Regions from separate parts of the Mus musculus genome. Here all the other regions are linked to region 7. A link is a loop called in an ENCODE intact Hi-C map of the cell type or tissue named here. Cell type or tissue: gastrocnemius. All regions are shown on one strand. Region 1 overlaps Klhl18 (kelch-like 18). Region 2 holds the start of Mir8107 (microRNA 8107). Region 3 overlaps Pth1r (parathyroid hormone 1 receptor). Region 4 overlaps Tmie (transmembrane inner ear). Region 5 has its middle 25 kb from the start of Gm35775. Region 6 has its middle 3.3 kb from the start of Ptpn23. Region 7 has its middle 16 kb from the start of Prss42.

The links. A loop is a pair of places that touch in the nucleus more often than their neighbours do. Peaks named below come from ENCODE experiments on the same cell type or tissue, not always from the same donor. Only the 100,000 strongest peaks of a DNase experiment are listed, where the experiment ranks them.
Region 1: a loop joins it to region 7, with 7 times the contacts of the local background. A loop is called at or near these places in 5 of 42 quality-filtered maps.
Region 2: a loop joins it to region 7, with 2.9 times the contacts of the local background. A loop is called at or near these places in 15 of 42 quality-filtered maps.
Region 3: a loop joins it to region 7, with 5 times the contacts of the local background. A loop is called at or near these places in 27 of 42 quality-filtered maps.
Region 4: a loop joins it to region 7, with 9 times the contacts of the local background. A loop is called at or near these places in 22 of 42 quality-filtered maps.
Region 5: a loop joins it to region 7, with 7 times the contacts of the local background. A loop is called at or near these places in 27 of 42 quality-filtered maps.
Region 6: a loop joins it to region 7, with 12 times the contacts of the local background. A loop is called at or near these places in 16 of 42 quality-filtered maps.

Annotation. Positions count from the first base shown.
Region 1 is chr9:110,447,150-110,451,149 of GRCm38, reverse strand. It overlaps Klhl18 (kelch-like 18), which reads left to right. Exons shown (of 10, transcript NM_177771.5): 3 at 290-430. Among named protein-coding and RNA genes, the nearest start is that of Klhl18, 28 kb to the left of the region's middle. In gastrocnemius, a CTCF peak has its summit at 2,110 (motif pointing left); a DNase peak (open chromatin) is centred at 2,085.
Region 2 is chr9:110,633,800-110,637,799 of GRCm38, reverse strand. Nbeal2 (neurobeachin-like 2) reads left to right here. Exons shown (of 54, transcript NM_183276.2): 16 at 115-436; 17 at 643-725; 18 at 817-909; 19 at 1,064-1,238; 20 at 1,372-1,505; 21 at 1,780-1,939; 22 at 2,084-2,186; 23 at 2,349-2,502; 24 at 2,596-2,754; 25 at 2,928-3,087; 26 at 3,330-3,436; 27 at 3,603-4,000. It overlaps Mir8107 (microRNA 8107), which reads left to right and starts at 1,685; the gene lies at 1,685-1,801. In gastrocnemius, a CTCF peak has its summit at 2,382 (motif pointing left); DNase peaks (open chromatin) are centred at 1,468, 2,366, 2,667 and 3,878.
Region 3 is chr9:110,727,988-110,731,987 of GRCm38, reverse strand. Pth1r (parathyroid hormone 1 receptor) reads left to right here. Exons shown (of 14, transcript NM_001083936.1): 2 at 348-450; 3 at 2,259-2,393; 4 at 3,980-4,000. Among named protein-coding and RNA genes, the nearest start is that of Gm35775, 12 kb to the left of the region's middle. In gastrocnemius, a CTCF peak has its summit at 1,952 (motif pointing left); DNase peaks (open chromatin) are centred at 841, 1,133 and 1,953.
Region 4 is chr9:110,869,074-110,873,073 of GRCm38, reverse strand. Tmie (transmembrane inner ear) reads left to right here. Exons shown (of 6, transcript NM_146260.3): 4 at 2,326-2,443. Among named protein-coding and RNA genes, the nearest start is that of Tmie, 9.0 kb to the left of the region's middle. In gastrocnemius, a CTCF peak has its summit at 1,814 (motif pointing right); a DNase peak (open chromatin) is centred at 1,843.
Region 5 is chr9:110,714,992-110,718,991 of GRCm38, reverse strand. No RefSeq gene overlaps it. Among named protein-coding and RNA genes, the nearest start is that of Gm35775, 25 kb to the left of the region's middle. In gastrocnemius, CTCF peaks have their summits at 2,079 (motif pointing left) and 3,371 (motif pointing left); DNase peaks (open chromatin) are centred at 2,062 and 3,376.
Region 6 is chr9:110,409,473-110,413,472 of GRCm38, reverse strand. No RefSeq gene overlaps it. Among named protein-coding and RNA genes, the nearest start is that of Ptpn23, 3.3 kb to the right of the region's middle. In gastrocnemius, a CTCF peak has its summit at 1,784 (motif pointing left); DNase peaks (open chromatin) are centred at 293 and 1,767; H3K27ac peaks cover 245 bases.
Region 7 is chr9:110,779,918-110,783,917 of GRCm38, reverse strand. No RefSeq gene overlaps it. Among named protein-coding and RNA genes, the nearest start is that of Prss42, 16 kb to the left of the region's middle. In gastrocnemius, a CTCF peak has its summit at 2,331 (motif pointing right); DNase peaks (open chromatin) are centred at 1,954 and 2,317; H3K4me3 peaks cover 1,433 bases; H3K27ac peaks cover 1,421 bases.

The sequences.
Region 1 (4,000 bases), 330 kb after region 7:
ATGACAGGAACATGTAGGCAGCAGGAAGAGAGAGACACTGGGACTGGCTTGAGTGTTTGAAACCCCAAAGCCCATCGATATTGACACACTTACTCCAACAAGGCCACACCTCCTAGTCCCTCTCAAGTAGTGCCACTCCCTGATGACCAAGCACTCAAATAGCTGAGCCTTTGGGGCCATTCTTATTCAGACCACCGTAGATTGTCATGTCAGTTCAGTTAGGACGGAGTGACCGGTGGGCCAAGACTCATCTCTGAAGAGCTTCTCGTGCTTCTCCTCTTCCTTCTAGTGCCCTGGAGGCTCTCATCAACTTTGCTTATAATGGCAACCTTGCTATCGACCAGCAGAATGTGCAGTCCCTGCTGATGGGGGCAAGCTTCCTGCAGCTGCAGAGCATCAAAGATGCTTGCTGCACGTTCCTCCGAGAAAGGTGAGCGAAGCAGGTGGTGGGTGCCGTGCTCTGTCCTGAAACCCCTGCCACCTTGCTGAGTTAATGGTGTGTCTGCAGTGTTTTGAACAACGAGCTGGGAGTTACTCTGTAAAGATGGCATTTCTTGGGATCAGCACTGTGCAGGACCCAACTGTTTGGCCATTTACATACACTGTTGTGGCATGGCATAGACTCTTTGTGACCATCCCTTTTCAATCTGACCAGCAGTTCATTTAGCTAATTTATCCCCCCTTTTTTGTTGTTAGTTTTAAATTTATTTTTTTGAGAATTTCTAATGTGTTCTGTATTTACATCATTTCCATCCATCCCTCTCCTCTGTGCTCCCCAGCTCCCTCTCCTCTGTGCTCCCCAGCTCCCTCTCCTCTGTGCTCCCCGGCTCCCTCTCCTCTGTGCTCCCCGGCTCCCTCTCCTCTGTGCTCCCCGGCTCCCTCTCCTCTGTGCTCCCCGGCTCCCTCTCCTCTGTGCTCCCCGGCTCCCTCTCCTCTGTGCTCCCCGGCTCCCTCTCCTCTGTGCTCCCCAGCTCCCTCTCCTCTGTGCTCCCCGGCTCCCTCTCCTCTGTGCTCCCCGGCTCCCTCTCCTCTGTGCTCCCCAAGACCCTCTTAAATAATGACTTCTTTTTCTTTTATCATTTTGTGTGTGTGTGTGTGTGTGCACATTTAAATACAGTCTGTTGTATCCATTTAGCATTGCTCATAACTTAGCTAACTTCTCAACAAACTAACATTGATTTATTTGGCACTGTTTGCTTTTTTTATTTATTTGTTTATTTATTTATTCGAACTGTTCCATAGCCATCTCCATGTTTGTTTAGATCCTTAACCCACATGAGTCCCTTTTTATACGCAGCTCAATCAGATCCCACCTTTATGTCTGTCCACTGGAGGCCGTCGTTGTGAGGTCGTTTAGGGTGATGACCGCGGATTATACTCCTACTGTTTCTGCTTCCTGGCAAGGGGTTTCCTGGGTTCTTCTGTGATCTTTTAGCTGATCAGATAAGCTCTTCCTTCCCTTCAGGGGACAGTGCTCTGTCATAAGCTAAAGGCCATTTAATCACCAGAGATTTGGAGGTGAGCTTTAGGCTGGGCCATACACAGGCATGGAAGAAGCAGAAGAGCTCCCGTGTGCATTTGATGTTCTTCCAAGTCCAGTCTCCATGCTTAGCCTGATGATCAACGTGCCTTCCACCTGAGCCCTGTGCTCAAGAACATCATCCTCTCAGAGCTGACCTCCCCTTCCCACCCCACTCCACCAGTCCTGCCCACTGAGAGTGTGTGTGGCCCCTGGAGGGTCTCCACATCCTACCTATTTGATGCCCGTGGGCATCACTGAGCACTGTCATGTGCACACTGACACACAACTGTGGCAGTGATGCCTCAAATGTAGAGGTGCACCTCAGCTAGCTGCAGGGCAAATGGTTTCACCTTGAGGCCATGTGTTGCAGGTGGAAACCTTGCAGCTCCAGGACCAGCCTTGTCCCTGCCTTAGGACACTCTCTAGAGGAGGCTGGAGGGATACAAGCACACACACACACTCGCGCACGCGCACACACACACACACACACACACACACACACACACAAACGGATAATGACTTGCAGATGCAATGGGTGCTGCCAGTTGCTATTCTTTACACTTTCATCAGAGGACAACAGTGCCACCTAGGGGCTTTTGAGGTTATCGCTGCAACACCAGACGTTATCTGTCATAAGGCATTTTCTCTTCTAGATGCTGAGCCGCTGGACAAGGTGGCACACATCCTTAGTCCCAGCATCCAGGAGCAGGTGGGGCTGGATGAGGCCAACTTGGTCTACATATCACCTCTAGGTACATATGTAGTAGATTCTGAGGGATCCAATTCCCCAGCTCTCCTGTTTCCCTCCAGGCTACATAGACCCTCACTCAAACAACAACAAAGCCCAGCAGTTCCTTTTCTGTTTTAGATAGGTCTGCAATAGCGCAGCACGATACCCTGACAGTCTCCTTACGTGCAAAACTGAGCTGTCAGTGAAGCGGACGGCTGTGGAAGGAGCTAGTGAAAGACACAGGTCTCTGCTTCCTTCCTACCTCTATCCTGAGTGGGTGTCTCGCCTGTGAGGCCACTCTCTGCCATTCCCATCTGCGGCCTCGCAGGTTGCCTTCCCGTACTCCTTCCTGTGGGGTGGAGTAGCACAGCTCACTCAGGAAGGCACGACCAGTGCTCCATGTTATATCAAGCTGACCAAAGTACATGCAGCGGTCCTAACCTTTGGAGAGAGTGGGGAGGGGAGCAGAAGGCGCGAGCTCACCCTTGCCCCATCATCTGTGGGCTCCATTCAGCTCCCGGTGTGTGCGGTTGGGTGGATGGGCCCCAAGTGAGGCACCCGCTGTGGGAGCTCAGCTATCCTCATTGCCTTACACCAGCTTAACGTCTCTTAAGCGACACTTCTCCTCAGCTCAGCCCCCTGCTCCTTGCTGTCTAGTCTCGGCTGCTCCACGGGGATTTTGTTTCCTTGGCCTCAGAGAACCCACTGAGGAGCCAGATGTTGTCACTTGTGACTGTCATCGAAGCACTCGTGAGGCTGAAGCAAAAGCATGCCTCAAGTTTGAGGCCACTTCTTAGACCACATAGAGAGTTCCAGGGCAACCAAGACTCTAGAGGGGAACAGGAAAGCTGGGTAATTGGATCCCTCAGAGTCTACTCTGTCACAAAGACTGCAGAATCCTGCTCGGTTTGTTTGAGAGTAAGAAAGCAAATATAATAGGAACTTTAATAGCATCCAGCTTCATGCCAGGCACTGTGCTGAGTGCTTTTGCCTACATTCATTTTGTTTGTTCCATGCATGTGTGTGTCTGTGTGTGTGTGTGTGTGTGTGCCTGTGTGTTTCGTGTCCGTGCATGCATGTGTGTGTTTACATGAGTGCACACGTGCTATGTTGTACATCTGGAGATCAGAGGATAGCCACTGTGTGGGTCCCAGGGATTGAGCTGAGGTTCTTGTCAGGCTTTGCAACAGGCTCCTTCATCTACTATCTCACTGGTCTGAAAATGCTACTTTTAAATTTTACTTTTAATTTTATCTTCTGGTGTGTGCTTGTTGATGTTACTTATTTATTTGGAGAGGGGCATGCATGCCACACAAATGAATGGAGGTCAGAGAACAGCTTTCAGGGGTGTATGGAATCTCATTTCATATCGTTGAGGCAGGGTCCCTCTTGTTTCTGCTGCTGCTAAGAACTGAGTCTAGAACCCACTACAAAGCCCCATGTAGTGGTACACATTGGACATCCCAGCATGCCCACTGTGGGACTGGAGGCAGAGAAGAGAGACATGAAGGACATGGGCCAGCTTGCATGGAGTTCTGCTGTTGTTCCTAGGGTTTTGAACTCTTAGATCATGGAGCCTCCCTCTGCCTAAAAAAATGTGTAATGGTCCCTGAATAAAGGTGACTCTTCCATGCCTTTGGTGCCTTCCTAGTGCCTAAGAGGTGGACTCGTGCCCTGGATACTCAGAAAGCGCAGCATCTGGCTTGGTGACAAGGCATCCCAGTGTGTTCTCGCTGTCTTCTCATGTG
Region 2 (4,000 bases), 150 kb after region 7:
AGCCTGTACTGCTCTGAAGTACATAGTTTGGGGAGTCATCATGAGCTGGATATAGGTGGAATCCCAGGCTTTGCTGGGCGGGACCTGACTGCTCTCCCAATCCTGACCCTGCAGCCTTTCTCCTCCTGCTGTATTGGTTCTGCTGGGCACCGCACAACGACAACCACCACAGGGCTTCCCGCGTCATCAGTCTCCACAGCCTTGGCTCACACTCACCCTTCCCTCACCCGCTCCCAGTCAGTCCCAGCCTCCACAGGCCTGGGCTGGGGGCCTGGACTGGGGACCCCTCTGCAGGAGGGCAGCGTCAGCTCTACCCTCGCAGGCACCCAGGACACTCGGTGGGGAAGCCCCACATCTCTGGAGGGTGAGCTGGGGGCTGTAGCCATCTTCCATGAAGCCCTGCAACCATCTGCCCTAAGGGTCCTGTGTAGCCTGGGTATGTAGCATCTGTTGTCGGTCATCCCCCTGCCTCTACCCCATTGTCCTGATTCCAGGGCATCAGATTTGCTAAGTGCTCAGGGGTACCCAGGGAAGATGGCACCCCTGGGAACCTGTCCTCTGGGCAGGCAGGGGAGGAGGCAAGCTATGGAGAGGGTTTGGCCAGAAGACCTAAGGTCTAAAGGTTTGGCCTTTTCTCTCCAGGGCCCAATGAGCCAGCACCCTTCAAGCCTGAGGGTGAACTACATGAGTTTGGCACCAAGTTGCTCCTCCATTATTCACCGCAGGTACTTATGGGTTAGGGAACCGTCAGTGCCTCCTGGCTCTGTCCTCTGGCTCCCACTTTCAATTTGTCTCTCCCTTCTCCATTTGATCCAGGCCTGTAAGAACAATATCTGTCTGGACCTGTCCCCTGGCCATGGGCTGGATGGCCGTCTGACAGGACATAGGGTGGAGACATGGGACGTGAAGGTACGTGCATCTATGTGTATAGTGTACACAGGGAGTGTCGGGAGCAGTGCTGGGCCCTGGCAGGGTTTGGGAGACCAGTTCGAGAGAGTCCAGGCTTAAGGCGAGACGCTGGTTGGGAACTGTCCTCTCATTCACCACTGGCCCCCTGTCCCAGGATGTGGTGAACTGCGTAGGGGGCATGGGTGTTCTGCTGCCCTTGCTGGAGCGAGTGGCTGTGCAGCCCCAGGAGGCCGAGGCCGGCCCGTGTGAAACACACGACCTCGTAGGACCTGAGCTGACCTCAGGCCGCAACACTCAGGGCCTGCTTCTCCCCCTGGGCAAGTCCTCAGGTGAGTGACCTTCACTCCTGGACTCGGGGTGGGGGTGGGGAGAAAGTCTTGGTATGGTGCTTGGGATTGTGCTTGAGGTAGTGGCTTCTGGCACACCCTTGACCAACCTCTGCCCTCTTCCTGGTGGCCGCAGAGGACCGGATGGAGAGGAACGCAGTGGCTGCCTTTCTCCTGATGCTTCGGAACTTCCTGCAGAACCACACCGTGAATCAGGAGAGCCTGGTGCAGTGCCAGGGTCCTGCCATCATAGGGGCTCTCCTGCGCAAGGTGAGGCATGGTGCGCGGTTGGAGAGAGAGACAGGGGAGGCCTTCTGGACGGTGGGGCCTAAGTGAACAGGCAGGAAGGTGGCTCAGGTGATGGCAGCAGAAGAAGTTGGGCCGTAGCCCTGCCTGCCTGGAGGTTGTATTTCAGAGATGGCAGCGGCCCTGAAAAGCTGTGAGCAGGGATGATTCTTCATGCCTGCCGCTGGGAAAACTGGAAACTAGTGGCTGGGACAGCAGGCAGACAGAACCTGACATCTCAGCCCTCTGTTTCCCTCAGGTCCCCAGTTCGGCCATGGATATGAATGTGCTCATGTCTGCCCAGCTGCTGATGGAGCAGGCGGCTGCTGATGGCGGTGGGCCCCTCCTCTACCTGCTCTATCAGCACCTGCTCTTCAACTTTCACCTCTGGACCCTCAGTGACTTCGCTGTGCGCCTGGGTAGGTGAGGGGCTTGGGAAAGAGGCCTGGGTACAGGGCAGGCAGGGCGAGAAGCCACAGCCTCCCTCTATAATCTGAGAGGACATAGAGGGCAGAGCCCTGCCCTGGAGGGCGTGAAGAAGCTTTCTGCTGATGTCCACCCAGGTCACATCCAGTACATGTCTAGCATGGTCCGTGAGCACAGACAGAAACTTCGGAAGAAGTACGGAGTTCAGTTCCTCCTCGATGCTCTGCGCACGCACTACAGGTTAGGCTGGCGGGCCCTGGCGGATGTTGGAGGTCCGGCTCAGCAGAGATTGGTTTGGGGACAGGATGACGTTCTGCCCCAGCTTACCTGCCTGTTTCCCCATCCCACCCCACCCCGATTTTACCTCTCCTACTCGCTGGCTATGCTTGTCGGACCTGCCAGCCCGCAGCGCGAGCGCCCCCTAGCGGCAGACGACCTGCGTACAGTACAGACTTCCCTTTTGGGTCTGGTGCGTGAGTTCTTGGTTAGGAACTTCTCGGTGGAAGACATGCAGGTTGTATTGAACTTTTTGGCAGCTACCGGTGACGATGGCCAGGTAGGCTGGAGGTTGGGGAGGGTGAGGCTTGGGTGAGAGGTGTCTAGGCCAGCTGGGGAACCCATCCTAGGGTGACATTCCATGTATCCTCAGGTGGTGGGCACCCTGGAGCTGTTGCTAACCCTGCTTCAGGGTTCTCCAGTGCAAGACCCCTTGGCCGCCTTCCTGCTGGAGCTGGGGAACCTTGAGGTGCTGCTCGCACTGCTGGTGCGGCCAAAGTCAACGCCCCTTTTGACCGACAGGGTCTGCAAGGTATGCCCAGCCCCCTCCTGACCTTTTAATCCCATTTACTGAGGCCGCCGGCTAGAAGCTAAGGAAACTTTAAAGCCACTTTCACAGGCCTCTTCTGGAGCCACACACCCGTGCAGTGGCCCCTCCTATGTTAAGTCCTCTGTGATGACAGCCCCTTGGTCTCCCTCACACAGATCTTGCGAAGACTGCAGCAGAATGAGCGGTTACCCGAGCGGAACCGCCAGAGGATACGGCTGCACGACTGTGGTCTCCAGGGTCTTGTTGCTAGCTTGTCGGAAGAGAGCATCTCTCCCCAGCTCTGCCAGGGCCTTTATAAGCTGTTTGTAGGGACAGGTATGACCTGGCTGGGACCAAGAGGCAGATCAGACGGAGGAGATCAGAATGCCTGCCCAGCATGCACAAGGCCTTGGATTTAATCCCCGACACAGAAAAATAAAACACACACACACACACACACACACACACAAAGGACAGGTGCAGTAGAGGGAGCAGTAGCATCTGTCAGGATAGGGCTGGTGGGAAGAGGGAGTGTTCACATGGGGACAGGATTGAGGTAGTCCCCTCTACTGTGTCAGTCCCTCAGGTTGTATCTCCAGACTGCCTGAATCTCTCAGATTTGTTGGCTGTTGTACAGCTGTCCCTCCAGGCTGACCTCAGTGTCCGCCTAGACATCTGCCGTCAGGTAAGAGAAAACGTGTGGGAGATAAAAGGGTGGCTTCTGCTCCCTGGAGCTCCTTTTGCCTTTCTGGGGTGGGGCACCTTTGTAGGTCCCTGCTGTTAAGACCTTGGGATGGGGATCTAGGGAAGCAGTCAGATGACCTCTTATTTGTTGTCCCCTGGTTTGGCAGCTCTTTTACCTCATCTACGGACAGCCAGACGTCGTTCGGCTGCTGGCCCGACAAGCTGGCTGGCAGGATGTGCTGACGCGGCTGTATGTCCTCGAGGCTGCCACAGACAGTAGTCCCCCACGCTTCCTCCCAGAGCTGCCGATCTCTTCAGAGCTGGCCCTATCTCCGCCGCCCACTGAGTTGCCCGCTGACTCTTCTGACGTCTTCCTGCCTTCAGAGTCCCCTTGCCCTGACCAGGATGCTTTCTACCAGGCCCTCTCCCCGTTCAGTACACCCTTTGACCTGGGTTTGGAACGGGCCAGCATTGGCTCGGGCAATACCGCTGGTGGCGGCAGCAGCAATGGGACTGTTACTCCGGCCAGCCAGCCTGGCACACCCTCCCCGCTGGATGGGCCACG
Region 3 (4,000 bases), 52 kb after region 7:
TGAGGCTCCATCCTGGGACATTCCACCATTCCCATACACCCCCCCCTGGGGGGGGGGTTACTAGACAAAGAATGCCAGTGGATGCTGGGTTACTGCTGGACAGACAGACAAGACAGCTTCAATTCTTTTCTCCTCCCTGCAAGGGGGCAGGTCCTAGCCATTGAGTTACCGTGGCTTCAAACTTTAAAAGGGAGGCTCTGGAAGGCAGATGCTCTCCCCGACTCCCCACATTCTCTCTGAAGGGATCACTTTTCGAAAGGGGGGAAATCCCTGGGGAGGTTGCATGAGTTTGGAACCAGCTGCCTCACCTGGAAGTGCTGCCTACAGTCTGACCTTTGGTTTGGCAGGTGGACGCAGACGATGTCTTTACCAAAGAGGAACAGATTTTCCTGCTGCACCGTGCCCAGGCGCAATGTGACAAGCTGCTCAAGGAAGTTCTGCACACAGCAGGTGGGGGTGGGGTCAGCATGTGAAAAGGGTGGGAGTCTAGGAAGCGGGGGACAATCGGGTGAAGGAGTTGGAGGCATTAACCTTGGGTGGGCTCAAGAAAGGGAGACCCAGCCAGAGTAAAGGCCTAAAAGAGATGGATCGGGCAAGGGTGAAGTCAACAGGCTCAGGCGATCCTTACCTTCCGGGACTCGGGAAAGTGCTGTCTGCCCACCGGAGCTCTCAGACCCAGGCATGGCCATGTGGGGGCTGGGGAGGGGGAGAGAGACAAGAGCCTTTGGAAAACTTGCTGAAAGATGTGTGGGTCTCCCTTTGCAGATGGAGAAGGCAGACAAAGCACGGGGTCCCAGTGGATTTAGATGGGGTTGGGCAAGCCAGGGACTTTGCTGAGGGCGCTGGTCCAAACAGGGTGGGCTGGGCCAACTTCCTTAAAGAGAAGATTAGCCATGCCATGCCTGGAAGGATGGGAAGCTCCTGCATAGAACCAGCATCCCTAGAACTAGATGGGACAGGGATGTGTGTGTCACTCAGCCGATAGCCTGGACAGAGGGCGTTGGACCGCGCGTGTGTGCGCGCACACACACACACAGCATCTCTAAGGGACCTTGGCCATGGGTAAGGAGGGCATCTCCCATCTTGGGTCTCCTCTCTGCCCCCTTCCGTGAGTCTCTTTCCTGGAAGCAGGTATGGGCTACATTGGCATTCATCCAGGCTTCTGAGGTCTGGCCAATCTCATCACCCTTGCTTACTGTCTGTCCTTCCAGAGCAGCTTTCTCTCTGGAGCTGGCTCTCGGGTTACTGGGGGCTGGGAGTAGAGCATACCCAGGACACAAGCAAATGGTGACAGATTCTCTATGAAGCAAGAGGACTTTGTTCACATTTGTAAAAACTTCCTCTGCAGACCAAGCTCCACCTATCCTGGCCCACCTGTCACACAGAGGGTAGGGACAGATGAACACCTCATATGATCCTAAATGGGGCCCTCTTCCTAGTTGTGGAACCCACAGTTTGGGTACATCTCTGGCTCCTCATCTATCACAGAACCCCTCCCTGAGCGAGAATGCTGTCAGTCATTGTCACCCCAGTCCCCATTGTCAGTCATTGTCAGTCATTGTCACCCCAGTACAGGTTGCCTGGACTCAGCTTCCCACGGACCCCAACGTAGGAGGGTGCCCAAGGTACCCCAGCTTGGGTTACAGCTGAAGTCACACAAGTCAGATAGTGAGGACTTTCTGGCTAAGGACAGAAGCCTCCAGTGTCTTTTCAAGGAGGACAGGTCAGGCCCCAGCTCAGGTGGTGTCTTCAGGGGCTCTTGTAGAAGCTGCAAGCCCCTGACCCGAGTATCTTCGGGCAGAGGGTGGAGAAGGTGGGCTCGTGTGTCCACTCCTAACACAATGCACTCTTTACTCCTGGCTGTGTCACCCACACAGCAGGCTAGCCCGACTTGGTTATCACCTTTACCTCCATCCACCTCTCCCAGTTTCTGCCATGCGCCCTCTGGCGGGCTGTTTCCTCCATCGAGGCTTTGCCTCCTGGCCTGCCATCCTTTCCACTTCCCAGGTGACCCCACCTCATATGTCAGTCACCCCCTTTGAACCTCTGCCAACCACATCTGTTTCCTGGTTGCTTCTCCACCTAGCAAACACCCCCGGGTCACTTGCTTGTCCTCCCTAATCTTCCAGCAGCCTGAGTGTCAGCATCCTTGATAGGATCAACTCATTGTAAAAAGGGGGAGCCGGTGAGGGGCCGGGCAGTAACCAGGGCTGTGGTTACAGCACAGCCGATGGCTAGAACCACCCCCATTTCTCCAGCCAACATAATGGAGTCAGACAAAGGGTGGACGCCAGCATCTACGTCAGGGAAGCCCAGGAAAGAGAAGGCACCGGGAAAGTTCTACCCCGAGTCTAAAGAGAACAAGGATGTGCCCACCGGCAGCAGGCGCCGAGGTATGTCTGTCCATCTTGTGCCCTACCCCTCCTTAGGCAGTCATTTGACCAGGCTCAGATCCACCTGTCTCCACCAATGTGAGTTCCTACAGAAAGTCAGAGACCACAGCTCCCTTCCCAGAAAAGCAGGCCAGGAGGCATCACGCATAGGGGTGGGGAGTCAGGTGAGTTGGGAGGCCTTGGCATACAAGAAAGTGTGCAGAACGGATGCACTGACTCCCCAGAGAAGGACCCAGAGCTGCAGGAAACCCGTGATCCACTGAGGTAAAGAGAGAGGACAGAGTCCTGAGAGACTAGTCAGGGAGAGATGTAGAGAGACAGAGAAGGGAACAAGACGCTCAACCCAGAAGTCTGGTATGTCAAAGGAAGTACAGAAAGACACATAGTGGGAAGACCCATAGACACAGCAAGAGATGAGGGCAGCCTCAGAAGGGTGGAGGCAGACAGTGGGACAAGGAGAGAAGAGGAGAGAGGGAAACAGGGTTGCCTCGGGGAGGTGAGGAGAGACAAACACAGAGCCCAAGCTGTGGCCACAAGGCCAGTTAGAGCCAGCAGGGTGGGCAGCAGATTCCAGATGGGCCACATCTGGGAGCCTGTGGTCACCCTGTGGCTCCCCAGGGACCAGAGGGAATTGTGGGCCTGGCCGGGTGGGGCTGGGAATATGGCGCCCAGGACAGAGAGCCTTTCACCGAGCTGGGCGGATCCAGCCCTCAAGGCTGCCTTCCAGGGAGGTTAGAGAGTCCTGTGGTCAAAGCCCTGCAGTAGGGGGGGGGGGGCTGTAAGCTGCTGTGGAATGCAATGATCTAGAGGCTGGGGACCCTCTGAGGTCACTTAGCATGGCTGTCAGGGCTCCAAAGTGAGACTGTCACTGTCCTTTGAAATTCAACATTAGCGCTCGGATTTAGAAGATGGTACACCTACTGAGTGGTCGGTCGTGGGTCTTCCAGGCAGGCCTGGATAGAAGGAGTCTAGGTTGATATCCGTCAACTTCCCAAGAGGAAATGGAAATGCAGAGAGCAGGGGACACCTGTGTGAGGTTAGCAGCGCTTTAGAAGTTCAGCTGGCACGGAGAACCAGACTTCCTTCTGTGGTCTCTAGGGAAGGGTCACGTAGGGAGCCTTCAAGCTGAGGGGAAATCTGAGAAAATGGTTCTTCTTCAAACTGGGGACAGGTGGATCCTTGTGAGTTCAAGGCCAGCCTGGTCTGTCTACAGAGTGAAACAATGTCTTTTTTTTTTTTTTTTTTTTTTTTTAAGTCTCCTCAGAGAGCAGGCCAGGCTGAGGCCTTGCGGCCAAGGCCTGCTTTGTGTAGCTTCAGCATGGCATCCACTGCTCTTGACCTTTTTCAGACCAGGTTGGGAATCGTATCAGTATTTCCATCACGGAGACTGCAGTAAATTCTCTGAAGCCATTGGGTTTAGGGAGTAAGGGGATGTGGGTAAAGGTTCAACATATTCTTTCTAGAATGCCCCAAACCTAATGTTTCCAGTCACAGGGCACACTGCCCCCATGGGAATCAAACCCCAAGTGTGTTCATGTCCCTGGGCCTTAGCTATGGACCTGACTCTGTGTTTTCTCTGGGCACAGGGCGTCCCTGTCTGCCAGAGT
Region 4 (4,000 bases), 89 kb before region 7:
CTGGTGAGTCTGAGGGCAACACCCCGTGATACAGATACCTGTACCCCTGTGTAGTGTGTCCCTTCTGCAACTGACCAGTGCTGTGGAAGAGGCTGCTTGAGTCACGTATCGGTCCCCTGTAAGGGGAGCCAGGCTGGCTTGGGCCCCAAGGGGCAGGCTCGGGCCTCTCACCAACTGCCCTGAGGCCCCTGCACAGAGCAAAGGCTGCAGCCACAGGCTAGTCAGTTCTGAGGCAGGGAGTCTCCCCGCTCGGAGGAGTTCATCTTCTCCCCGGCATAGGAGAGGAAATCGCATTTGGAGGCCATCTGCCTACCACTCATGCAAGGCCTTTCTTCTAGGAAGCATGGAAGTACAGGCAGGGCTGGGATCCGTGTCTCCTCTCCGTCCTGCTCTGCAGGGTGGGTACCTCTCTACCAGGCTGTGCCTCTGAAGGACACAGGACCTCCAAGTTTCAGAATTTCTACCTTTATGAGGCCTACCTTAAGATGCCTGGTTGCCCGTCACCCTCCACCAAGAGCCTGGTCAGGATCTTCCAGTTAGTCAGTCAGTCAGTCAGTCAGGCCAAAACACCAGGCCTGTGAGACGGGGAGCAGCCACTGCCAGGCTCCCAACTCTGATGCTGCAATCAGGAACCTAACCACATATACATTGCTCCAACCACACATATGCCCTCTGCCCATATATGTGTGCCCACAGGGCCACACATGCCATGTATCCACCCACTTCTCTGCCCTCTCGGGGGTTTCCCAATCCACCAAGAGATAATGCTGATTTAGTCATACATTATCGCCAGTTTTGCTGTCAGATTGGAGGGTCCCCAGAAGCAGCTGGCACTACCCTACTCCAATTACAGGAAGAAAAACTGAGGTTCAAGCCGGGCGCGGTGGTACACGCCTTTAATCCCAGCACTCGGGAAGCAGAGGCAGGCAGATTTCTGAGTTCGAGGCCAGCCTGGTCTTACAGAGTGAGTTCCAGGACAGCCAGGGCTACACAGAGAAACCCTGTCTCGGGAAAAACAAAACAAAACAAAACAAAACAAAACAAAAAACCTGAGGTTCAGAGTAAAGAAGAGAGGTTCCCACACTAGTCCCTCTTAGTGAACAGAAAAGAGCTTAGACGTCACATACCGGTCTATGTCTCAGTGAGTCTGGGTTGCCTGGCATAGGTCGCCCTCCCTATGGGTGGTGGTTGTTAGATGAGGAGGTACCTGGCTTCTGGAAGGTGCCTATCTATGTATATAGACTGCAGTGGGGCTGTGGGAACGGGAGAGAGGTTGAGAAACAGGTGGCTTTGCTTTCTCAGATAGCCACAAGGGACGCTTCCAGCCCATCCTTACTGATCATTTAGGAGATGACATATTATTGCACAAATGCCCGGTCTCACCCTTTTTCTTGTCCCTTAGCCAAACTTTCTGACAGAGACAGGATTATATCTATTTCTAGTCAGAACTAGCCTCTCTCATATTCTCCCATAAGGCACGGCCACATTCCCATAGACACCCAGGACAGAGTCACATAACCTTGAAACACTCAGGACTGGCTGAGAATGAAACTAAGTTGGTAGAGTGTTTGCCCAGCACACACAAAACCCCAGGTTCAATCCCCAGCGCAGCATCTATAAAAAACAAACACACCCAGGGAAAAGCCACAGCTCAAAACCACCCAGGTCAGTGATGTATTTATTCCCTTTGCTTTCTAGAAACGCAAGGCAGGTTGCTATCTTTTAATACCCTGTCCCCTTAGACCTGATGCTTCGTTGTGCCTCCTAAAAGCACACAGAGCTTGTCTCTTTTAGCCGCAGTTACATGGTATAGCCACCTGGTGGCGCTACATTACTATTTTTCTCGGCTTATCCTGGCAGGCCTAGGTGGCATGATGAGTGAATGAGGCAGGAGCCAGTGTGTGGACACCTGCATGAGGAGAGTCTTACCCATGTAGTCCAGGCGTAGGGCTCTATTGGGAGACGAGAGCAAAACCAGTCTACCAGGCAGCACACCTGGCTCATGAAACAGGCCTTGCCTTGTCTCTGGCCTTGGTCCTGAGACCCCATCCGCGCTGACTAGGACAGACTGTCCACACTTGCTTCTTTGAGCCTTGTTTCCCCAAGCATCAACCACCCTTCGAGTCCAAGTCCCTGGTGACACGGTCTGGGACTCTGATCAGTGCTCTTATTCTGAATCTTGGATTTTTTTTTGAGGTCTAGGGTGTTGGTTGTGAATGTCTGAAACCTTTTGGGGATTCTAAAATGTGTGGGCTGAGTCTTTGCTGACCCCATCCCAGCCTGCTAGCCTGGGCCTGGCTCACTCTGTTCTCTCTTGACCCACAGCCCAGCACCGCACCGCCAAAGCCCAAGCCGCCCCCACTGACCAAGGAGACTGTGGTGTTCTGGGACATGCGCCTGTGGCACGTGGTGGGCATCTTTTCGCTCTTCGTGTTGTCCATCAGTGAGTAGCTGTGCCCTGCCCTCTCCACCCCACCACAGGAGGAACACAGCCCTTCTAGCATCCCTGGCCCCTACCGTATGCCTTGGGTTCAGAGCTGCAATTCTGGGCAGTTCAAATAGGCTAAGCACGCACAAGAGGCCCACCGTGGTCTCTGGCACCTCCTCAGTCACACAAAGTCCCTGTGGAGGGCTGACGGGCCAGCGGTGACCCAAAGATTTCTGCTGGGCCCAGGGAAGCAGCCACATGGCAATTATGTTAATTATAGGGGACTCCAACTGAATCCAGGACATGTCATCTTTCCTATGGCTGGCTTCCTGATGCTTTTCTTGCACTTTGGCCAATTCAGGGAGCCCACACCCAGGGGCCCCAGCAAGGCCAGCCTCCACCAGAGGCTCCCCAGACGCCGAGCAGAGGCGGCTTCCAGACCCTGAGCCCTACCTCTTCAACTGCCATTTTCCAGAAATGATTCATACCTACTTTTCAAAGCAGGGGTCCATTTCTCTCCTCCAGTCTGGACTCTTACTGATGTAATGGGATTGGTATGGATCCCTCGCCCCTCTCCCATTGTGGAGTTGGTCAGTGACGACAAATTGAATGAAAAGCAGACCAGGTGGGATACCAGGGCACAGAGCAAGAGCAAGGAGGGGGAGCAAAGAGAAAAGATAGCCATCCACTTACAACAGACCATAGAGGAGTGGTCTTCTGAGCTGTGGACCAGAGGGAGGCTGGCTGGGAAGTGTCTCCAGAGGGGACAGTTATGGGCAGAAGCTAGGCGGAAGTTGGCCTCTATGCCAGGTCTCAGATAAAACCTATGGGACATCACCAAAATGTACCCAAAATGGAGGCTAAAGTGACATTTGAGTTCTGGTGGCAGTTTTCCCAAGAGATGGCCTAGACTGCTGAATGGTCACAGAGAAGCCATCCAGATGTGAGAGGCTCTCAAGACGTCTGATTCGTACAGGCGTCTCCTGGCACCCGAAGTGTTCTCTAGAGAGAATACTCACTCCTCCCACATCTGGGGAACTAGCTGGTTGCATCCCCAGCTAAGACCTAGAGAGGAGGCAGCTCAGTGATTGCCCCCCAAAAAGGTGTGCCTGTAGCCAGAGCCATGGTATCCTGAGGGAGACCACTCTTGTTATCAAGAGGCAGAGTTGAGGGACAGTTGCCCTAAGGAGCCCCAGAGCAGTGAAGGGAACACGTCTGGGGTACCCCCACCCCCCAGAGTAACAGCTAGGAACCTGAAGCCTCTCCCAGGCCCTGCTCTCAGAGACTGGTGGAGGGGCCTGGGGCCACACCAGAAACTCGCAGAGTCAAACGTGGAGGTCATTCCTCCACCCCTAACTGCATTCCCTAGAGTGGGACAGGCCAGGGATGCAGGTCAGCCGTGGCACCTTCCATAGCATAGCTTCTGGGGGTGATGGCGGGGGAGCTATCTTCTCTGCTTCCCAGGCTGCCTGGACTCAGGCAGGTGTTAGTGGAGCATTGCCCCACCCCCAGTTCCCTCAGGGATGAGGACTAGGGGTGAGTCAAGTTCCCCTGGGGGTCGCCATAATTCCC
Region 5 (4,000 bases), 65 kb after region 7:
AGGCCCTTTCCCAGAATCCTGCTGCTAGTCACGTGATGCACTTGTCCCTCCAAGTCAACTTGACCCAGACTCTACCGCATTTGTGAATCAAAGGGTGATGTTGGTGTGGTTCACCCAGTGCTTTCTGTTTTTTGGTTTTTGTTTTGTTTTGTTTTTAAGATTTATTTATTTATATGAGTACACTGTTGCTGTCTTCAGACACACCAGAAGACGGCATCAGGCACATTACAGATGGTTGTGAGCCACCATGTGGTTTCTGGGAATTGAACTCAGGACCTCTGGAGGAACAGTCAGTGCTCTTAAACACTGAGCCATCTCTCCAGCCACACACAGTGGTTCTTGTCCCCAAAGGCCATGCTCCTATATACTACGTGCCCCAGTAAGATCACCTACATCACTAAGACAGAAGGGTGCACTGTGCATGCATTTGTGTGTGTGTGTGTGAACTTGTATATTTACTTGTGCTTGTGTCTGCTTGTGGTTCTGTTGGCATGTATACCTGTGTCTGTCTGTCTGTGTGCCAGTGTATATTTATATCATGTTTGTATGTCTGTATGTCTTTGCACATATCGGTCTTTTCGTGCATCTGAGAGACTGTGTGTCAGTGTCTATTTTTGTTTGTATGTATCTGTGTACGTGTGACCTGTGTGTGTGTGTGTGTGTGTGTGTGTGTGTGTGTGTGTGTGTACCCGTGGTCTGCGAATGCCGCCTGTGGGTGGAATTTGGCTCTTAGACATGTTTGGTTTGGCTCTCCCAGTATTTTCAACATCTTGAGCCAACATTTAAAAATCAGGATATTTCACATAAAAATTCAGCTTTCCAGCTTCTCTTAAAAATTCAGAAGCTCTGGAAGCCTTAGACCAGGATTCCCATGAGGCCACTCTCCTCCTAAGCTGCACAGGGCCAGCCTCCTTCAGCCTCCTTAGCCTCTTTTGCCTCGATCCTCTTGACCACCATTACCTTGAGGGTGACTGGGTTTGGGACCCAGAGTGTGTGGTCACTTCTAGATGTTAGCCTTTTGGGGAGTGTGTGCATGAGAGTGCATACGTGCACATCATAAAACTACATGTATGTACTTCTCTGTCTGAGGCACATCTGAATGCTTGCATACGCATCAATGCTTGTGTATGCACATGTATGAAGCCAGCATGTGTGGGGAGTATATGTAAGGCTATGCGTGTACATGTGTGTGTGCGTGAAGGGGGGCATATTCATAGCCATGTGGAGTGTGTGGGCCATTGTGGTCTGGCATGCTCTGAACAGGGGCCTCTTCCGGCCTTTGAGGGAGAATCGGATTCCCGGCTTCTGGCTGGGCTGCCCTGTGGGATTTATTTCTGTCTCAGTGCCCACTGGAGGCCTGAGTAATGGGAACATTTAAAGAAAACCAGAAATACATACGGAAGAGGCAGGCGGGCTAGGAAACTCAGCTCGGATACTCTGCCTGGTCCACAGCTGCAGGAGCCCAAGGCCAGATCTGAGTCTAGGACAAAATAGCCTGGGATCCAGCATGTCTTTCCACACTGTGCATTGCATAGTTCTGCCGACTCGGAGGCTTTTGGTGGGCAAGCTCAATACCTCACCGGATTAACAGTAAGCAGGGTGTTCAGGGCAAGGAGAGAGAGAGAGGATGCTACCTCTGCCTGTGTCAGGCTTGCAGGAGGTCCACATCTCTAGGTCTCTCACACACACACACACACACACACACACACACACACACACACACACACCACGCATGCAATGCATGCAGTCCACTCCCCAGCTCAAAGAGGAACAAGACTCGTAAGCCTGGCAGGACTAAATTTGTGCTTGGGTTAGGACACTTGAAGACTCTACCCAGATGGCTCCCTGGGACCGCCTGGGACCAGCTCTCCCCAGGACATGGTCACACCATTGTCCTGGGTTCAGATCACCTGAATCCCACTCTGGATCATGTCTGAAGGCCTATGTACCAGGGCACACGGGCCCATGGGAAAGGGAGGAGTCTTCATGTGGTGGAGATTCAGGCTATGTTGGAGGCTGTAGAGAGAGCAGGCAGTGCTGAACGATGCTTTAGCCTACCAGTCTGTGTCTCCTGCTGCCACCCAGTGGCCATATAAGAACAGAGGGAATTATGGGCCCTAACACAAGTGGTCTCAGCCTTGCTCTCTTCTTGGCTGAGGGGCTTCTTGGAAAGGTGGTCTTTTGTTTTTATAATTTAAAAGCGTGTGTTTGTGTGTGTGTGTGTGTGTGTGTGTGTGTGAGAGAGAGAGAGAGAGAGAGCTCACAAGCATAGATGTCAGGGGACAACTCTGTGGAGTCAGTTTTTCTGGACTCCAACACAGGATGTCTGGGCTACACAGCAAGGACTTTTACCCCCTGAGCCATCTCCCAGCCCTTGCTCACACTTAAACCTGTAATGTACCTTTGTATATATCTGGATGTTTGTGGATTGTGACACTCTCATGCCATTCCTGGTTCTTCTGTCTTCTGTCAGGCTTGCTCAGCAGTCAACATTACCAATCCTTCCAACAGATGCCAGTTTGCCATTTCTCTCTCCCACATCCCTGGGCAAGCATTGCTTGCTGCCTTCCTTTCAGTAATGGGCTAGGTGCTGGGCTTAAATCACCCTAACCCCCTAGGATTTTTATGCCCTTCCAGCTTGTGGCAGCCCTGATACATCAATGGCCGGCTACAAGTGAGAGTGAGTGTGGAGGATGAGACGGAGGTGAACGCACCATGAAAAGGTAAGGCAGGGAATTGGTGGAAGACACACAAGAAACTCATATCCCTAATGGCTTTAGGTGTGTGCACATTAGCTATCGTGATCCTATGAAATTCCTGGCCCCACACCTGGTGTGCACATGTAACCATTCACCAGGACACTAAGGGTCAGAGTAAATACGCACACCTTTCCAAAATGGTCTCAGTGTCTGCCACCACACTGTGCAAACCTTCCTGATCCCCACGCCCAGCACAGCAGTGTAGCTGAGAACACGTGTCTGAGTCTCCATTGCACTGAGGTTACTCCAGCTGTCTCTGCTGCTTTTTGCCAATCCTGTGCTCACCGGAGATCTGCTAGTCCCTATTTTCCATCTGGGGTTAGGCTGTTCTCTTTTGAGAGAATCTCCCTATAGCACAGGCTGGCCTCAACTTCCTGCCTCAATCTAAGATCTGGGATTACAGGTGTGTAACACCACTTTGAGCTGATTTTCAGGGTTTCTAATCAGTTCTTACATCTAATTCTTGTTGTGTCAAGAGGGATAGCTACTCTTATTTCTCTGAGAATAAAACAGACATTCATTTTAGGGCTATTGGTTCAGTTTCCTTGGCTATGTAGCTCCCTTTGCTCACAACCATCTGGAACTACAGTTCCAGGGGATCTGATGCCCTCTTCTGGCCTCCATGGGCACCAGGCAGAGATCTGGTTACATACACTCAGGCAAAATACATGAAATTAATGAATTCCAGCCTACCCACGGCTAGGTTATGTGTTGGGCACTGGACCTTAAGAGATCCATTTGTGTGTATGTGCCTCCTAACCCCCATGCCCTTGCAAGCTCAGGTGTCAGGACAAGGAGTAGGAGGACCAACTCCACAGTAAGGCTTCTGGGAAGGGAACTTGGGTCATCAGGTTTGGTGGCAAGTGACTTTACCCTCTGAGCATCTTCCTGTGTGTCTCTCCTCCCTGTTGTGCGACACCATCTCACACAGTTTACATTAGCCTTGTACTCACTATGTAGTTAGGGATGACAATGAATGGATCCTCTTGCATCTGTCATCTGCCTGCATCTTGCTTCACGTGGTGAGTGGCAGGGACTGAATCCAGGTCTTTGTGCACATTGAGCAAACACTCTAACAACCAGGTACACATCCCCTTTTCCCCCTAAGATGAGGCCTCACTGTGTAGCCCAGGCAGTTTTTGAACTCCTTCCTCAGACTCCCAAGGATGTCCAAACATACCTGGCAAAGCACTACAATTTTTCACTTTTATGAATCTTTTTTTTTTCCTTTGAAGACAGGA
Region 6 (4,000 bases), 370 kb after region 7:
CAAAAAAAAAAAAAAAAAAAAAAGAACCTGGATGATGGCTTGGAAAGGAAGCAATGCAAGGTGGGTGTCCCTGCCCCGGCTCCTGCCCGGGTCCCTGCCCCGGTCCCTGCCCCAGATCCTGCCCTAGCTCCTGCCCCCGCCCTGGCCCCCGCCCTAGCCCCCGGCCCTGCCTCAGCCTTGCTCCAGCTCTTGCCCCAACTCCAGCCCCGACTCCGGCCCCAGCCCCGGCCCCTGTTCTGCTTTGCCAAGTCTGAGACTAAGAGAGTCAGGACAGTCTAACTTTGTCCTCACCCCGCCCCGCCCCCTTTCTTCTCCTGTGCCTGGGCTCTCACAATCTTAGGATGTTTTGGGAGAACACTTTCCTCTTCTCTGCCTCATTCCCTGCTCTGTAAAGATTCAGGATTTTGAGCCAAGGGAGGCATCAGGGAGAAAACACAAAGCTTCCTGTTTGGGGTGGTTTGGAACATTTCCAGAGCTCACAGACAAGTAGGAAGAGAATTCTGGGCCAAGGAATCCTTGTGCCAATTTGATCTGTGAGGTGGTGGTGCATGCCTTTTGATTACAGCTCTCGAGAGGCAGAAGCAGGTGGATCTCTGTGAGTTTGAGGCCAGCTTGGTCTACAGAGCAAGTTCTAGGACAGCCAGAGCGACACAGAGACATTGTCGCCATAACAAACAAACAAACAAACAAACGTAAACAAGTTTAATTTAGCTGTACAGTGAAAGTAACTCTTTTAAAAAAAGATTTATTTATGTATATGAGTACACTGTAGCTGTACTGATGGTTGTGAGCCACTATGTGGTTGCTGGGATTTGAATTCAGGAGAGCAGTCAGTGCTCTTAACTGCTGAGCCATCTCTCCAGCCCAAAGTAACTCATTCTTGACAAGGACTGTTGTTATTAACTGGATCATAGTCACCAATCTGAAATGGCTTTTCAGTGTAGTTTGGTTTGCATTTCTCTGGTTACTGATGAGATGGGTCATCTTTCACATATTTTTGACTGTCCACATAAGTTTCTATCCACATTGTATATATTCTCTCTCTCTCTTTCTCTCTCTCTCTCTCTCTCTGTGTGTGTGTGTGTCTGTGCCTCTCTCTCTGTGTTTCCCTTCCTTTTCCTCCACCTCTTTCTCTTCCTCTTCTCCTAACAACAGTTTCTTTTGAGATAGGGTTTCCTAAGTAGCCCAAGCTGGCCTCAAACCTCAGCCTTCCAAATGATGAGTCTCTGCTTTGTGTCATATCTTGGGCTCATTTTTTTAAAATGTCGTCTTTCTTTCTTTCTTTCTTTCTTTTTTTTTTTTTTTTTTTTTTTTGAGACAGGGTTTCTCTGTATAGCCCTGGCTGTCCTGGAACTCACTTTGTAGACCAGGCTGGCCTCGAACTCAGAAATCCGCCTGCCTCTGCCTCTCGAGTTCTGGGATTAAAGGTGTGCGCCACCACTGCCCGGCAAATGTCGTCTTTCTTGAGGGCAGAGATGTTCACCTGTTTCGTTCAACAGCACCTAAAACATTTTGTGGGATCCTGGTGTGTGTGTGTGGGGGGGGGGGCAAGTAAAGTAGGCTGAATAAATGACCCACCTCCATCCTGGACTCTTACATTCACTTGCTGGGGGCAGTTTGGGTGGTCAACTCCCAAAACCCAGACACAAGTTTCCACATTGGTAACAGGAGGAAGGCTTTCAGTGTGTCTTTAAGGGGCCATGCAGCTTACTGGAAGGAAAGGTCCTGAGAGGACAAGCTGACCTGGCTTAATGTGGTGTTTGCTGCCCCCTGGTGATGGGACTGACTCTTCCCTTGAACCATGGGAGCCTATGTTACCTCTAACTTCCTGCTTTGCTGGGGAAATGGGTAAGTGGGAGGGGAGGATGAGATGGGGCATCCCTTCTACCCCTTCACCTTCCCCGGCCCATCCCACCACCGGCATCAGCATTTGACATCTATGATGGATCTTTTGCTCTCTGACACTTTCATACCAATTACTGTAACTGAGCGTTGAGCTCAGGGCTTCACGTTTGCTAGGGAAGTATGCTACACTTGGGCCTCGTTCCCAGCCTTAAATTCCTGCTAGCTGGCTCATCTAGTCTATTGTACTCTGTTATAGCAACTGTATAGATACCCCAGAACTCACATCTGTGTTTGCAGTAATTTGACTTGAGAAGTACCATTTGGGGCTGGGAATGAATCCACTGGGAATTTATCCATTCTACAGAGGAGAGGGGGGCTAGAGATGGGGCTCAGTGGTGAGAGTGCTTGCCTAACACACAACACACTAGGTTCAAGCTCTGGCACTGCCAAATAAGTAGTGAGGCTCAGGGGAGGGCAGCCAATAGGGATAGGATGCTCAAGATGCAGAGGCGGCTACTTGGCTGTTCTGAATCCTAGAGCTTTCCCTGCAGTGCCACCCTCTGGAATGCCCCTTTGTTACATGGTCTGTCTACAAGAATTAAGACTTCCAAAAAAGAAGAAAAAGAAGAAGAAGGAGGAGGAGGAGGAGGAGGAGGAGAAGAAGAAGAAAGAAGAAAGAAAGAAGAAGAAGAAGAAGAAGAAGAAGAAGAAGAAGAAGAAGAAGAAGAAGAAGAAGAAGAAGAAGGAAGAAGAAGAAGAAGAAGAAGAAGAAGAAGAAGAAGAAGAAAGAAGAAGAAAGAAGAAGAAGAAAGAAGAAGAAGAAGAAGAAGAAGAAGAAGAAAGAAGAAGAAAGAAGAAGAAGAAGAAAGAAAAGTAAAAAAATTAAAGAAAGAACAACAAAAACAAAAACAAAAACAAAAAAAACCCACAAAACAACAAAAAACAAAAACCAAGACTTCCTACTACCCCCTACCCCCTCCCTGTTCTAGCTCACATTGATCCCTTCCTGGCCTCATTTTTGGGATCTAAGCTGTTGCTTCTCTTTGCTCAGCAGGGCTTCCCCTCAGCTGGGACTCACCTGTTGTTCCTGAGTTTTGCAGAAATGGTGTCTGTAATGTTGGTATAGGGGCAGGTTCTAAAGAAGCCCAAGCTGGCCTGGAACTTAATACATAGTCTAGGTGGGGCTTGCCTTCTCACTTGGGGGTCACTTCTCACATGCTGTGATTAAATGAGTGTGCTACCCCCCCCCCCCCCCCGGATAGCTTAGTGAAAGATCTTGTGCGCGCGCACACACACCTTAGTCTTGCAGTAAAGCATATCTAATGTAATCCTTACAATTTTAACCATTTGAAGGCGACAGCTTTTAGGTACACTAGCTATTGTACCACCCCTCCCCCCACCATCCATCTTCAGAGGGTTATAATTCATAATGAAACTCTTCCCACAAACAACTCCTTTTGTTCTCAAATCAATTGCCGTGACAAAAATACCTCAAAATTAAAAGGCATTTTGCCTCATAGCTTCAAGGGTTATCGTAGGGAGGACCTTGATGGCCGAGTTCGCCTCAGAGCATCCAGAAAGCAGAGACACAGAACGGACAGCTGCACTAGCTGGCTTCCGACTCTCAAAAATTAGCTTTATCGTGTCTCTGCATAATGAATTGGGGGGGGGGCACACACAGGCCGTGGTGTACAACTCTGTCCAGCCAGTTTTCAATCCTCCTATCTTTAGGTTGATTCCCAAGATTGTTCCCGTGTTTGTGTGGCAACACCTTAGCTTCCAAATCATCCCCCCAGCTTAACATACTCTTTAAACTTCATTTTTTTGTGTTTTGTTTTGTTTTTTTAAAGACAAGGTTTCTCTGTGTAGCCCTGGCTGTCCTGGAACTCACTCTGTAGACCAGGCTGGCCTCGAACTCAGAAATCCACCTGCCTCTGCCTCCCAAGTGCTGGGATTAAAGGCATGCGCCACCACCGCCTGGCTAAACTTCATTTTAAAAATTATTGTATGTGTATAGGAGTTTTGCTTGGCACATATGTATGTCTGTGTACCACATGTGTGCAGTGCCCACAGAACCCAGAAGAAGACTAAAGGTCTGGAACTGGAGTTATAGACTGCTGGGAACTGCCATGTAGATGCTGAAAATCAAAGCCAG
Region 7 (4,000 bases):
GAACCACAAACTCTTTTAAGAGCCAAGGCTGTGTCCTGTGACTGGGTTCCCCTGACTCTTACAGCTCTTCAGCACCAGCTCCTGCCTCTGGGCCTGTGCACTGACCTTTTGACCCCAGTCATGCATGCAATTTGTTTCCTCTTCTGGGCCTGAGCCATAATCTGCAAATTTCTTCTGTAAACGGTCAGATAGTATGTTAGCCTTTGTGGGCAAAGGAACAAAATTCAGGCTAAAATGTTTGGTTGTTACACACAATGGAGGGGGAAAAAAGAAACCCTATCCTCTCCAAAATATTTTTCTGATTATATTTAAAATATCTGAGCTGTGGTGTTGTGTTGTGTTGTGCTGTGTTTGGCCTCCAGGACTGCTAAGAAAAAGAATGAAATTTTTCAAAGGGGATAACATCGAAGTGTTCTCTACCATTCAATTAATTACAAATGTTCTATTAAATCATTTCAGCTAAGTGGCAGTCGGGTCAGGTCCATTCTAATGTAGCCTCTAATGTGAGTCCTTCCTCTGGCACCCTCAAAATCTGTGTTCCTTGAGGGGCTCATCCCAATACTAGGGAGGCTGAGGCAGGTGGACCTTAAGGCTAGTCTGGGTTACAGAAGGAGACCCTGTCTTTACATAGCCAGGCTTGATGGCACAGGCTCACATCTCATTGATCAGGGGCTGGAGGCAGAACAGTTATGGTGAGTTCAGGGCCCAGACTGGTCTCCATAGCAAGATTCCATACCCCCCAAAATATCAAAAGGAGTGAAACGGTGTCCAAGCGCACCCTTTCCCTCCCGATTCCCCTAGCCCCTCTAATTCTCCCTGTAGTCCTTCACACAATCTGATATATGTGTCTATCTCATATATAATTTGTGTATATGTATGTGTGCGTGCATGTAGTGCCCTCAGAGGCCAGGACTCTGGAGTTGGCATTACAGGAGGTGGTGAGCCACCCAATTTGGGTGCTGTGAACCAAATTCATGTCCTCCGGAAGAGCAACAACCACCTCTCCAGAAGGACTATAAATTCTTAAACTCCTGTGTAGACTAGCTGCCCTTTGACCATAAGTCCCCTACCCACCCATAAACTATGTAGTGCGTGTTGTCTCGTCTGCTTTGCTCATTGCTGTAGTCCCAACACCTGCTGCCCTGCACACCCTGTCTCTTTGCTCCTTCTCTGGCCCAGCGTTCCATTCGTTCCTCACCTCACTGGCCGGGTGTCCCGTTCTGGCTCTCACTCACTTTGTCCACCCTCTCGGGAGAGGCTTCTGGATCCGCTCCCTTATTCCTCACAGCGTTTCACAGTCCCCCTGGATCTCTATCTAGTATACCTTGGTCCTGACGGGGACCCTTCATCTAAACTAACAATTCTTCCCAGCCCTCCTCTCCCTGCTCTCCGTCTTGCCTAAGTGCCCCTCCTCCAGAAAGCCTGCCCTCCCTTCTCCCTAGCCTTTAGGGTCCCACAGTATCTTATGCTGATCTTTCATTGCTTAAGCACTTGGTCATTTGGGTCACCCTGTTGCCGTTACCTGTTAACAGGCAGATGACAATCTCGACCCAAGTCCCTCCTCTCTCCCTCATCCTGCTCATGCTCCTAGGCCTGTCTCTGGTCCCCTCTTGCTGCCTGCTTGAATATTCTGGAGGTCCACTCTCTCCACGTTTGGTCCCTCTAATCCCCACAAGTCCCATCCTGCTGCAGAGGGAGTGGTTGGCGAGAGGATAAAGCAATTTGCCAGGATCACACATAAAGCGGGATTTGAACGCGGAGCCCAGACGGAGGAACAGGGGCTCCTGGCTCAGGTTACACACAGACACAAACAAGATTTTTGGATGAGCGGGCAGCAGGGCCCAGATGAGTAGCCAGAGCTCCGCCTCCTGGCCAAGGTCTCTGAAAAGCCAGGCGTCAGGAGCTCACCCGGGAGCCGGCTCCCAACCCCTGGCATGCAGCCAGCCGTCATCCCCATGAGGTCAGCCAGGGCCGGCGATTTCGGGGAAATACCAGCTGCTTATTAAAAACAGGCGGTGGTCAGGCCCCCGCTGCTTTCCCAGTAGAAACCCGGGTGTTTGTGCCAAGAGGAGCAAGAGCGGCCAGGGCAGGACCGGGACCGCCAGGCGCGGGGAGAGCTGCAGGATCCGATCGGACGGCCTGTGAACATGAGGGGTCGGTCACCCGCACCCAGAGACTCAGCCGGGCAGCTAAGGGTCGTGACCCGGAGCGGATGGAACTAAGGCAGCCAGGCGACCGGCCTAGATGAAAAGCGGAGATGCCACCCGGCCCTCGGTGCGGATTGCATGGCCACAGCCGGCCAGGAGCACGATGCCCTGCAGGGGGCGCCAGAGGCCCGCGCTCGCCGCATCTGGAGCTGGTTAGGGCTGCGCTGCTTGGCGGGCGGCGGCGTGAGCTCATCCCGGCCGGCCCCGCCTGCGGTTTCCCAGCCGCTGCAAAGCGGACTCCACACAGAAGCGCCGAGAGCCCAGGGAGCTCGGCGCTGCAGCGGCTGCCCCGGGCTGTGGGTGTTGAGCGGGAGAAACTGCAGTGTTGTGTCCCTAGCGCTCGCCCCGTTACACTGAGAGCCTTGAGAGCCAGTTACCAGCAAGTGTCGCTGCTGTCCACCGTGAGTCATTGGGGTGTGAAACTGGGATGTGTCTCACCGAGGAAGCAACGCGCGCGTGATATGATAAGCTGCACCCCTCCCCAGAAGCACTTTCTCCTGGTTTTATTGGAAAAAGCAGCCAGGAGCATAGAAAAGATAGATTATCTAATTCAATTACCAGCCTTAAGCCTGTGCCCCTGAATGAATGGCAAAAGGTCCAGGTCAGTCGAGGTGTCCCACAATGCCTACCTAGGACCTACCTCCATATTCAGTCAGGACTCATACATAATCTTATTCACCGCTTCTTCTGGCCTTCCTGTAACCCCCCAAAATTCTGCGTTTCAGAATATGACGCTAGGATCGTGGAAATGACGCACCTGCAATTGGATTCTCTCACACAAAAGGGAAACACTCCCGTTCTAGGGGTCTGAGTTGGAGACGCCAACAGGCAGAGTACAAAATGGTAATCGCCTGAGGTCCCTAACCCTGCCGGGGGACCAGGAACCACTAAATTGAAAGTTGCTGAGCCTTGTACCTTAAGGGGGTCTGGGCTGCTTGCAGAGGGTCCTGGAGGTTGCTGCTCAGCACATGAAGGTTGTCAGGCTCCAGGAATCTCATGACCAGAAGTCATGACAGAGGGATGAGAGCGAGGGGTTGGGCTGGTGCCTGTGAGCATCCAGGGCTCTCCTCACCCCGCAACTGACCATCACCGTCCTCACTGGCCCCAGCTTCTCCATGTGCACTAGCAACACTGGTCCATCAGGTCCCCACATGTGACACTCACGGGCCACCCTGCTCTGACTCACCATGGGCTACACAGACTATAAAGGAGTGACCAGCCACAGTGCACATAGGGGTCTCGAGTACGTAAGACGCTGGTACAAGTTGGATGAGGGATTTTTAAAAAAAAAAAACAAAAAACAAAAAAAAAATCAGGAATGGCTATGGTTTGCATAACCAGAACTTCCAAATTACTTAGCAAAACAAGTTTGCTTTTTAATTAACATGTGTTTTAAAAAATGGTTTTAATTAAAGTGGATGTAGGAGAGAGGAGATGATGGAGAGAATATCCTAGCAGTTCCAAGTCTCTGCCCAGACATTTTAAAAAATAATGTGGAGCCAGGTGGTGGTGGCGCACACCTTTAATCCCAGCACTTGGGAGGCAGAAGCAGGCAGATTTCTGAGTTCAAGGCCAGCATGGTCTACAGAGTGAGTTCCAAGACAGCCAAGGATACACAGTGAGACTCTATCTTTTAAAATGATAACAATAATAAAAATAAAATAAAAGATAAATTAAAACTTGGAGCCCCAGTTGGAGCTGGGGGCGGGGGACAGGGGGGCTGTGAAGAGAGAATCCTGGAGAACCCCAGAACAGCATTGTCCTCTCTACTCTTCTTACAAGAATTTACCCTT